2 separate regions of the Mus musculus genome follow, and region 2 is linked to region 1. The links are chromatin loops, found by intact Hi-C in ENCODE. Cell type or tissue: left cerebral cortex. All regions are shown on one strand. Each heading gives the region's core, and the rest is flanking DNA. Links, peaks and the distances in the headings are about the cores only. Region 1 has its middle 12 kb from the start of Gm33604. Region 2 has its middle 6.0 kb from the start of Gm46828.

What was found. Peaks named below come from ENCODE experiments on the same cell type or tissue, not always from the same donor. Only the 100,000 strongest peaks of a DNase experiment are listed, where the experiment ranks them.
Region 2: a loop joins it to region 1, with 4 times the contacts of the local background. A loop is called at or near these places in 6 of 42 quality-filtered maps.

The regions. Positions count from the first base shown.
Region 1 is chr3:143,505,418-143,510,799 of GRCm38, reverse strand. No RefSeq gene overlaps it. Among named protein-coding and RNA genes, the nearest start is that of Gm33604, 12 kb to the right of the region's middle. In left cerebral cortex, for the core only: a CTCF peak has its summit at 2,331 (motif pointing left); DNase peaks (open chromatin) are centred at 1,068, 1,389, 1,976 and 2,319; H3K27ac peaks cover 933 bases.
Region 2 is chr3:144,239,600-144,244,981 of GRCm38, reverse strand. No RefSeq gene overlaps it. Among named protein-coding and RNA genes, the nearest start is that of Gm46828, 6.0 kb to the right of the region's middle. In left cerebral cortex, for the core only: a CTCF peak has its summit at 2,744 (motif pointing right); a DNase peak (open chromatin) is centred at 2,754.

The DNA of each region.
Region 1 (5,382 bases), core at 180-5,179:
TGGCCTTGATGGAGTAGGTGTGGTCTTGTTAGCGGAAGTGTGTCACTGTGGGGGTGGGTTTTATGGTCATTTATGTTCAAGCTGTGCCCACTGTGGTATAGGCGCATAGTCCTCTGCTGCCTGCAGATTAGGATGTAGAACTCTCAGCTCCTCCAGCACAATATCTGCCTACACGCTACCATGCTTCCTGCCGTGATGATACTTAACTAAACCTCTCAAACTGTAAGCCAACCCCCATTAAGTGTCTGCTTTTATAAGAGTTGCCATGGTTCATGCTATCTCTTCACAGAAATAAAGCCCTAACTAGGACACTGCCTCTCTGATTACACCTTTGTTGTTTTGTTTTTGTTTTTTAATGCCTTGATTTTATTTTATTTTTTGTTTTTGTTTTTGATCTGGAACTTTGTTCTGTCCCAATAAAAGCACCACAAAACCTCTTCCTTGTTGGAACGGAACTTTGAGTAGCCTCAATATGCATCCCCACAGGCCATCATCACTCAGATTTGGCTCCAGAATAAATAATTTCTTATTCCCTTTGAGGTGAGAATGTCTGTGCACCAACAATGTTGATGGTGATGTTATTCACTCTCTTCCCTGTTTATTTACGAGTGAGGCCCAGCCTTGTATGAAAGACCTCTCTCGCTCGCTCAGCTATAAAAGGTCAGTGAGAACATGGATTGAGCAGTGCTACTCTCTTATGCCCCTGCATTCCTGATTCAACAGTAATACTGTAGTTTGTTGACACAAATGACTTATTTTGCTAAAACTGTTTATTTCAGTTTGGACTCTCAATTTGTAAAACACTTGGGGAATATGGCCAGAAGGGTGACTTTAAAAGACAGGAGAACATTATCAAGTGAGTTTAACATGGGCATGCAATTCAAGGTCACAACCCCCAGGCTGTCCCAGCGCTATCTCTGCTCCCTTCAGACATCCGGAACTTTTCTCTCTCTTCTTTTCCAAGGATGGCAATCCCCAGCCCCGGTCAGCTCCTTCACAGAACACAGTAACTGCCTCTTTGTTTTGCTTCAGCCTTCCTATCTTGCCCCAGGCCTCACACTCCGAACCACAGTGTGTCTGTCAAGTTAATTTTGCCCAACAAAAGGCTATTTAGGGTTTAGTAGGAAACAGAAGTAGCATTCAACTGTGAGTTTTAAGTAAGTTTCTATTTTCCCCCCCTCTTCCTGTTGGACTTTGTCATCTTACAGTTTCAAAGGCGATCTTGGGCTTTTTAGTGATTTTTTTTTTCTTTTTTGTTAACAGTGTTTCTGCTACTCTGCAGACGTTGTCAATTCCTTGCTGCAAATAGCATGTGTCTGGTTCCCTTTGTCAATGTTTGTGCAAGCCAAGAGTAGCTCTTCTGCCCACTTTGGGCACTAGGTAAATGCTGCTGAGAGCTAAGGCTCACAGAAATTCAGAGTCGACACGGAAGCGTTTCCAGGCCTCAGGTCTCCGTGTGGGAAAACAAATGAGCACAAGATCGGCTGCTGCCTTCCCATAAATGAGGGGACTCCTGGAACCCCAAGAAACCCGTTTTAATTTTTAAGCATCAGCTGCTCCACATCTCTTGCTCTAAATTTAGTGCTGTGATACTCAGTTTAAACCACCTTGTGTCCAATAATATACTTTCTGGCCTGCCCCGAGGCCCTCAGGAAGCATTTTATCTTTGATATAATTGCCAGGGTGAATCCCTAGTTATAACATACTCTATAGCATATAAAATAATTGTTGCAACTGAACCCATCTCATAAATATTAGTGATTGAAGAGACTGGTTGGGATAAATCAATGTGGGTGACACATTTAATAAACTTTGTATAAACATTGTTTGCAACAGCTATAAATAAAAATTGTCTTGGGGAATTTTACATATTGCACATCTCTCTATCCACAGAGAGGGCACTGGCTTGATTCTGCTGCAGGAATTGGCAAGCAAAGGGTTTTAAAAGCTGCCCAGATGAAGCAGCTGTGCCAAGACAGGGTAGGTGAGTACTGAGACCGGCACTCTCTTTTGACACTCTGTCTTTTGCCATGTGAACCAGGCTAGGTCCCATCTCTTTCTCTCTCTCTCTCCCTCTCTCTCTCTCTCTCTCTCTCTCTCTCCCACTCCCTCTCTCCTTTTTAAGAGAAAAGCCACACCATAAATAAAGCATGATAGAGTTGGCATTTTACATTCACACAGATTTTGGCATAAATAAATAAAAGAGATTTTGTTCAAATTCTGTCATCTTTATATGCCATTTTAAAATTATCTTTCCCTACTGGTTGATCATATTCAGTTATACTGTATGAGTCCTGCTGGCTCCCTCCAGTGGCTGACTGAGTTTTATGAAAGACAGGGGTATCTCTCAAGGCTAGGAGGCCTAGTGGTTCGACATAGAATCACTTACTGAGGAGAAAATAAGGTCAAATCTCTTCAGGAATTGAGCCTCACTTTTAACATGCCTCACCATTTAGGGGAAAATTTGATGTGTGTCTTGATTTGAATTAAGCAGCTTAGTCATAGTCTTTGATTCAAATTGGTCCATTCCACTGTCCCCATTTTATGGATGCAAAGCAAACCGCTTGGAGGCAGTAGAATAAGGGAGGATGCTGGGATGCCATGTGGTGCCTCGCATCTGACCCCTGTCTGGAATACTTCCACGATCGTCTCTCAGCCTGCAGCAGACCATTCCACGGTCTCTGACTTATTGTTCTTATACTCCAAAGGATGGCAAATCCTGGAATTACTTAGGCTCCCTTTCTAAAGAGGTCACACATAATACATTGTGTTTTCAACTTTAATCTTAACGAAATGCCACATACTCACTTAAAAATCCAGGTACGGGCTCTGTATCTTCCATTGTTTGAAATTTACAACCTTCACATTTATTTTTATTAGTAATATTTTAGTCCCTCAATATATTTCTCTGACATTAATGGAAAAAACATGGTATCTTCGGGCAGCAAAAGAATCTTTCTAAATTCCCATTGAGTTTAATCAAAGGCTCTGAGATTTAATGGCTAGAGTTCTGGCTATGTATTTCCGGTGTACTGGGTTCAAATTCCATTACATTGGGCTCTAATTAAAATTCATCTGAACTATTTTTTCATTGTGTAATTGTTTTTTAATTCTTAATGGCTCACATTAACCTCTCTTTTACCCAAGGGGGGAAAATAAGGAATTGAAATAAAAAGAACAGTTGAATTAGAGGCTGATACGATGCTTTTTAAGAAAATACCCTGAGAATTGGGTCTGCCATGCAAATGATCAAGAGGAGACTTAATTAGGGCTCAACTGCTCAGTTCATAGTTCTTGGGTTTTTATAAAAGCTAAAAGCAAAGCTAAATCGTGTGTAATTTGCCATTATTTTCCCAGATATCTCTTGCTGAAACGTTATTTTTTTCACTTTTTCTTTCTTTCTTTTTTTTTTTCCCCCTCTGATCCTGAGAGTGTGGTATCAGGCCTTGTATATACGGCTTGCCACTTGCCTGCTGTCAGAGAGAGAAGTGACAACACTTGTCACTACCAATCTCTTCATGTCTGGTCTCATCTGAGCGACACACACAGCCTGATTTCCAGGTGTTTGTTGAAATCCCGAGTTATGTAACATGTCGTCTCTGGCTCAGAATTGAAAATGGCAGTGACACAAGGGAAATGCATTTTTAACTTTCCCGGAAGTAAGTGTGTGTGTGAATGTATATGTGTGTGTGTGTGTGTGTGTGTGTGTGTGTGTGTGTGTATGCATTCGGAGCACCAGGTTAACCCATTCTGGATTACTTAAGGACAATTTTGGGATTGAACCCTGAGCCATCACAAACTTGCGGTGGAGTCTAACAGAAAGAGGTGGCCAAGCAGCACTGATGAACTTTTTTTTTTAAACAACCTTTTAAAAAGCAAGGCAACATGACTGCAGAGTTTGAGGAGGGAAGCAGTTGTAAAATGACCCTGTGAGAAAATAAGCAGAAAGCCTTGTCTCCTGTCTGTGCTTGCTGGTTTACAGAGCAAGGGAAGGCATCTGTTGCCACCCAACTGAACTGTGACATACCAGGTTTAAGCACCATGGATCTCTGACAAGAGTAGACTAAAAGCTTGCTCTTTACACACATAGGTGCACACACACAATCTTGGTCTCTTCCTGCAATTCTTTATACATTTTATGGTTTACCAATTTAGGATGGAGGTCATGCCTGTAATGTTGTTGCTAGACATAGGCCTGTTCTCTACAAGTAACCCATTGACTCTGCTTACATTTATTTTCTTTCAGTGTGTGTGATGAATATATGTATACATATTCCTTACTGTGTACATGTGTATGCTGTATGTGCATGTGTGCATGTGTACGGGCAACACACATACACACACACACACACACACACACACAGAAGCAGAAGTTGATATGTAGTTTCTTCCCCAGTCTCTCTGCACCTCATTATTTGAAGCAGGATCCCTTACTGAACCTACCACTCACTGAGTTGTTAGACTAGATGGACAACCAGCTTCAGGGGTCTTCTTACTTCTACCCTCCCCATCACTGGGGTCATTGGTGTGTGTCATCTGTACCCATGTTTTTATGTCTGTGTGGAGGACCAAATTCAGATCCTTGTGCCCACATGTTAACCATGCCCTAAGTGAGCCACATCCCTAAGTTCTACATCTTTTTCTAATACAACTTATTTTCTTAGTACAGCATAGAATGTCTTTTGCTTCCTTTAGTATCTAATCACTGACCCTTGTCATGAAGCACAGCTTCTCCCACTCTAGAGTGATTCTCAGACCACAATAGTCAGAATTTGTCTAAAAATCAAACAAGTAATGAATCAGGGATTTCTGGTAGTGCTCACCTGTGGGGGGTCATGAAAGTCCACCGCAGCCTTGCTTGCACATGCACTGTACCATGTGGTACACTCTGCACTGTTTATGTTGCTATGCCACAGACTGGTTACGAAGCATATTGGTTCACACCAAAGACTATTGTATGTTACAAATTATAATTATTTAACTGTACATGGCTCTTATAGAAACATAATGACTTAATTACAGAAAACAAAGACAGTATTTTTCTCCCATAATTCCTCAGCACTCAAATGATAAGTTAGTTCATATTTTGATTGTATAGTGTTGGGGCTTTTGACTCTTAAAAATTATCAATTTCCAGGGATTGGCTGCATACCTTTAATCCCAGCATTTGTGAATCAGGGACACATGGGTTGCTATGAGTTCTAGCCCAGCCTAATCTATGCAGTGAACTTCAGGTCCGCCAGGGCTACAACAGTGAGGTCATGTCAAAAATTACTGATTGAGATGTCATCTTACGTTTTATTAAAACAAATTATTATTGAATTTTGGTTTAGATTATGACAGGATTTTCAATGGTCTAATATGACCATTTTGTAATAATAC
Region 2 (5,382 bases), core at 215-5,214, 730 kb before region 1:
GCCTCAGCTGGCTTTGAGTTCATTTCGTAGCCCAGACTGGCCTTGAACTTCTGATCCTTCTGCCGTTGTCTCCCAAGTGCTGGGACTGCCGGAACATGGCCCCACACCTAGCTCCTGAGTGGCGCTTATGTCTCCTCCCTTGTTCCTGAAACAATTGATGTAAAAGATAGAATGAGGAGTGAGCAGGAAGAAGTTTGCAGACAGAAGGATTAAGGGACCATGCTGAGGGAAGGAAGAGGCACTAGTCTGTAGCTCCGAGGACTGAGGGATCTCTGACTCCACATGGGGTGGGCTGATACTTAACCACTGGGGACAGAGCCAATGCTTGTCACACTATGGGCCACCCGTGGCCTCCGAAGGAAAAAATCCTATTTAAGGGAGACAGCTATTCAAGACGGCAGAGCTCGTGTAGGGGAACTGTAGAGTGGAAAGGAACTTCGCTTACAAGAGGGAGGAATTCAGGGAAAGCTGATTCTTGTGAATAGAAAAATTCTCATAAGGATTGCTATTTTATTTTTCTATGTATGTGTGTGCATGTGTGTGTGTGTGTACACATGTATTTGCAAGTACATGCAGTGTCCCTAAGTTCTTGTTGGGAGTCATTCTTCATTGCTCTTCTACCCTGTTCATTGAGGCAGAGTCTCTCCATCAAACTTGAGAGTTCACAGATACAGCTAGCCTTGCTTGTCAGCTTGCTTTGGAGATTTCATATCTCTGTCTGAGGCTAGAATTCTGCAGCCATTCATGTGGGTTTCTGAGGATCTAAACTCCGGTCCTCACACATAGATTTGAAGTCTTTTAATCACTGAGTCATCTCCTCTGCTCTGGGGCTTGCTATTTTCATAGTCAATATATGTTCTGAAGAAAACAAACGGGAGGAAAATTCATTATACACATGTCCCCCACACAGTATGTAGAGCACACTGAATAACCTGGCAGTTGTAGCTGGGGCAAGCTCTCCTCACAGCAGTGAGACTGGAAGATGCTTTATAAGGCTCACATCACACAAAAGGCTAGGGCAGGATGTTCACTCAAGGTTTGTTAGTAACAATTTATTCCCTAGTATTACTAACTGATAACCTACGAAATACAAATTAATCTGGAATATAAATTCTGGAATTATCAGGTATTTGGTATTTATAAGACGTATAACCACGACCAGTTATGTGGGTGCATACCTTTAATTCCAGTACTTGCAGAGGCAGAGGCAGAGGCAGAGGCAGAGGCAGAGGCAGAGGCAGAGGCAGAGGCAGAGGCAGAGGCAGAGGCAGAGGCAGAGGCAGAGGCAGAGGCAGAGGCAGAGGCAGAGGCAGAGGCAGAGGCAGAGGCAGAGGCAGAGGCAGAGGCAGATACCCATGGTTTCAAGGCTAGCCTGGGCTACATAATGAATTCCAGAACACCTAGAAGACTGTCCTAAAGACCAAAACAAACAAAAAGTATAACCACATGAAAGGAATCCTTAAAATTATCTAGTTCCCTATTATACAACGCAAATATAGCCAGCAAGAAGGGTCCTTTACTGTGCTCTCTAGAAATGTGGACATCCAAGCTGTAAGTCTGGCAGCCCCACAAAGGCAGGTTTGGCTGGCCAGGCTTAGTGACAGAGTCCCTTTGCAGCTGTTGAGATAATGGGCCTAGGATCTGAATGTTTCAGAGATGCCACTCAAAGGCTGCTGCACATATCCTTTTGTTTACTGGCATGTGCAAACTGGTTTAATTAACCAATACAGATCACCTCTGTTCAAGTGTTACTTGATTTACTTCACCTGAGCCCCCTGACAGGGTCTTAAGCAATGAGGACTTTGGTCCTCAAGCAGCAGACAAATGAACAACTAAGACCGGGATGGGAAGGGAGATGTAGGCACCACAGAGGAGACATGGGGAGTGGTGGCCACGATGCCACAAACCTGCAGGGGGAGGAGGCAGAAGCTTCCTAGAGTTCTGCGCTTCTCTGCGATCCAGCAAGCCAGGACCTTAGGGTCCGGGGGCTCTGGGTGGCATCAATACCTCGCCTGGGTGTGTGATTTGTACAGTTTGGCTCCTGTGTCATTCACCTTTTAAGGATCTGGCTGTGACATTTCCAAGGAGGCACAAGTCACAGTGAGTAAAGCAGGAAAGGCTAGCCCCTTCCCTCAGCCAATATTGCCTTGCCTGAAACCCTTGAAAGGGCTTGAAAATGAAGCAAAACCATCCCTCTTTGCAGTTCTCCCATGTCTCAGTACACACAAGCATCGTAGGTAGTTATAGCACTCTGTTTTTTTTTTTGGGGGGGGGGAATATTTTCTTTATTTGCATTTCAAATGTCATCCCCTTTCCCGGTTTTCCCTCCGGAAACCCCCTATTTTATCTCCCCACCCCCTGCTTCTGTGAGGGTTCTCCCTCACCACCACCAGTATCCACTCCCGCCTCCCCGCCCTGGCATTCCCCCACACTGGGGCATCGAGCCTTCACAGGACCAAGCCTCTCCTTCCACTGATACCTAACAAGGCTATCCTTTGCTACCTACGGGGCTGGAGCCATGGGTCCTTCCATGTGTACTCTTTGGTTGGTTGGTTTAGTCCCTGGGAGCTCTGGTTGGTTAATATTGTTGCTCTTCCTATGGGATTGCAAATCCCCTGCAGCTCCCCTAGTCCTAGCCAAAAAGGGCTAGGCAGGCTCACAACCAAAAATATATCACACTTTTTAAACCACCTACTAACTGGCAGGTCTGACGAGTCTCGGAATTACGCTTATAAGCAGAGCGCCAGCAGATGGCGCCCTTTGTCGTTTATTGCTGCTATTGCCCGTGGAGAAAAGTGTTTGGCCTGGCTTCTTTCATTTGGGTAGCACAAGTAGTGTTTTCAACTGTTTATTATGCATGAGCCAAAATTCCATGAATGTGTAACATTTTCTCCCGTATTTCCCTTTTTATAACATCATTTAAATTCCGTATTAATAATTTAAAAATGTTCTGGATTTTAATCACTTTTCTCATCACTAAAATATCTGATGAAGAGATTTTTTTCTCCCCCTGCTGAAGGTGACATAGAGGAAATGCTCTGCAAGGAAGGAAGAAGAAAGTCTCACTCTTAAATCGAGCTCACCACCCCCTCGAGTGCATCACCCCATCTTTTTAGTTTAATTGAATAGTATTTATTTAATTAATAAAAAAAATATCTGTCTAGTGCAGGTTTCAGAAATTCAAGGCTAGAATAGGCTGCCATTAATAAAACAAGTTTTTTTTTTTATATCCAAGTTTAATTATGGTGGTGTGTGTTTGATAGCTTGTTACTGTAAATAAAAGGGATAAAGGCAGCCCTTCACTGGAGTAGCTGGAGAGCTGTGAAATATGTACCTAATTAAAACTATTGGTGTAAGAGGCCAATAAAGTGCATGTGCCTACTAGATGTCTTATTCTAATGAATCTCGGCTAATTTGCTCTGACTGATGAATTTCGGTGTTAGTGGTAGGGCTGAATAATTATGAAATTTATCACAAGATACAAGGACTCATTAAGGATTACTCAGGTTGAGTAAGAGGGATGTCTTCTTTGTCAAGAACACAGGCCTTGACCGACATAATTACAGCAATGCCCAAAGAATAGCCTGATTCCAGTCCAGCCCCCAGGGAGTGTTCAAGGCCAGGACTGGGCTTGTGTTTCCAGATGAGATGGGCTGAGCCACTGAGGTGGCCTGAAGACTGTGTGTCACCTCTGGAAGAGACACCTGTGTGGCACATGGACCATCTCATTGGTGGTTTTAACAATGACCCTTCCCTTCCTGTGTTTTTATTGAAAAGGTTTCCCCATTCTTCATGAGGAAAGTGCGGAAGGTTAGCATTCAGCAAGGACACTGCTGTGGGAAGCTCCTGTCTAGTCTCCAAATCCTGGCTTGTCCCCTGCCCCTCTGCTGACAAGTTTTACGTCTCCATGTCCCACTTATTAATTAATCGGAGTTCATGAAACCCTGGCCAGTAGACTCCAAAACCGAGGCTGTGACTAGAGTCTAGTTGTGTTGCCAGCTTCACCTAAGCAACTCCCAGGATGCGCCACAGGTAAAGTATATCTGAGATGGAAATGGAATTCTAATGGTTAATTGTCTGAACATCTTGCCTCATGCTGCTGGGTAAGCAGGCTGCAGGTGGAGAAGACACACCAAGATCCCTCTCCTGAAAAAACGGGACATGAAGTCAGCAAGATGGTGACCCTTCCCTGGGCAGTCAGGGTCCCAGCGTAGGGAAAACGGATCAGTGAAAGACCACTGTGAGACCCCGAATCAGTGTATCTGCCTGGGGACCAGGCAGCAGGAGCCAGTGAGAAGGAGGATGGGCAGCAAGGCCTACTGAATGACATTGGATGGCAGCTCAGCTGGAAGTCTTGTAAGACAAATGCAGACTTATTTTCCCTCCAACATCAGACATGGATGTTCCCAGAGCTGCAAACCAGGGATGGCACAAGGCTCACGGACCTGTGATCTCAGAGCAGTTACAACACTGGGGGTGGAGTGAGGTGGTGGTGGTGGTAGGTGAGTTTTTCCTCTTGCCCACAAGTCAACATTTTGTATAAACAAAGAACTTGGAGTTCTTTGGTTTCAAAGCATAGATATAAGTATATACGTGTATGTACAAACACACACACACACACACTTCTAAATATGATTTAAAATAATGATAAAGTCAACTGGTTACATGTCTGACCAGTTAAGTGATCCAGCCGATTAACTCTTTGCTCTCTGGTTTTCTTTCCAAAGATAACTTCAAACCAAACTTTTCCAATTTGCTTTTCATCGAAAATGTCAGGTCCATATTATGTAAGAGTTCAACCTTTTATGCCAAAGATCAAAACTCATTAAATAGTTTATAGAATTTTAAAATTATTGCTCCTCTCTCTTTTTTTTTAAGTCTCCCAACTCAGAGAGATACATTCCACTCAGGAGAGAAAGTAACTGTGTGACTCAAGACAAGGCAAAGAATGAGATTTCCCGGAACTTCCGGTCTGACTCCCTTTCTCCTCAACCTAAGAGAAACAATCACCAGTATCCATTGTGTCAAGAACAATGTCTTATATTGTTATGTGACTCTCACAATAACCCTAAGAGGACCTATTTTTTTATTTCACAAAATAAGAAACTTTTGCGTTGAGTGGTAAAACTCTGGGAGTGTGTGTGGCGGGGTCTGTGTACCAGAACAGGAAGCAATGGATTCACCCTCAGATTTGTCATCTTTTGTTGGGAACAAACTTGTGGTGGTTTGAATATTCTTGGCCCAGGGAATAGCACAATTAGAGGTATGGCCTTGTTGGAGTAGGTGTGTCACTATGGGCATGGGCACCTCCTCCTAGCTGCCTGGAAGCCAGTCTTCTCCTAGCAACCTTCAGATGAAGATGTAGAACTCTCAGCTCTGCCT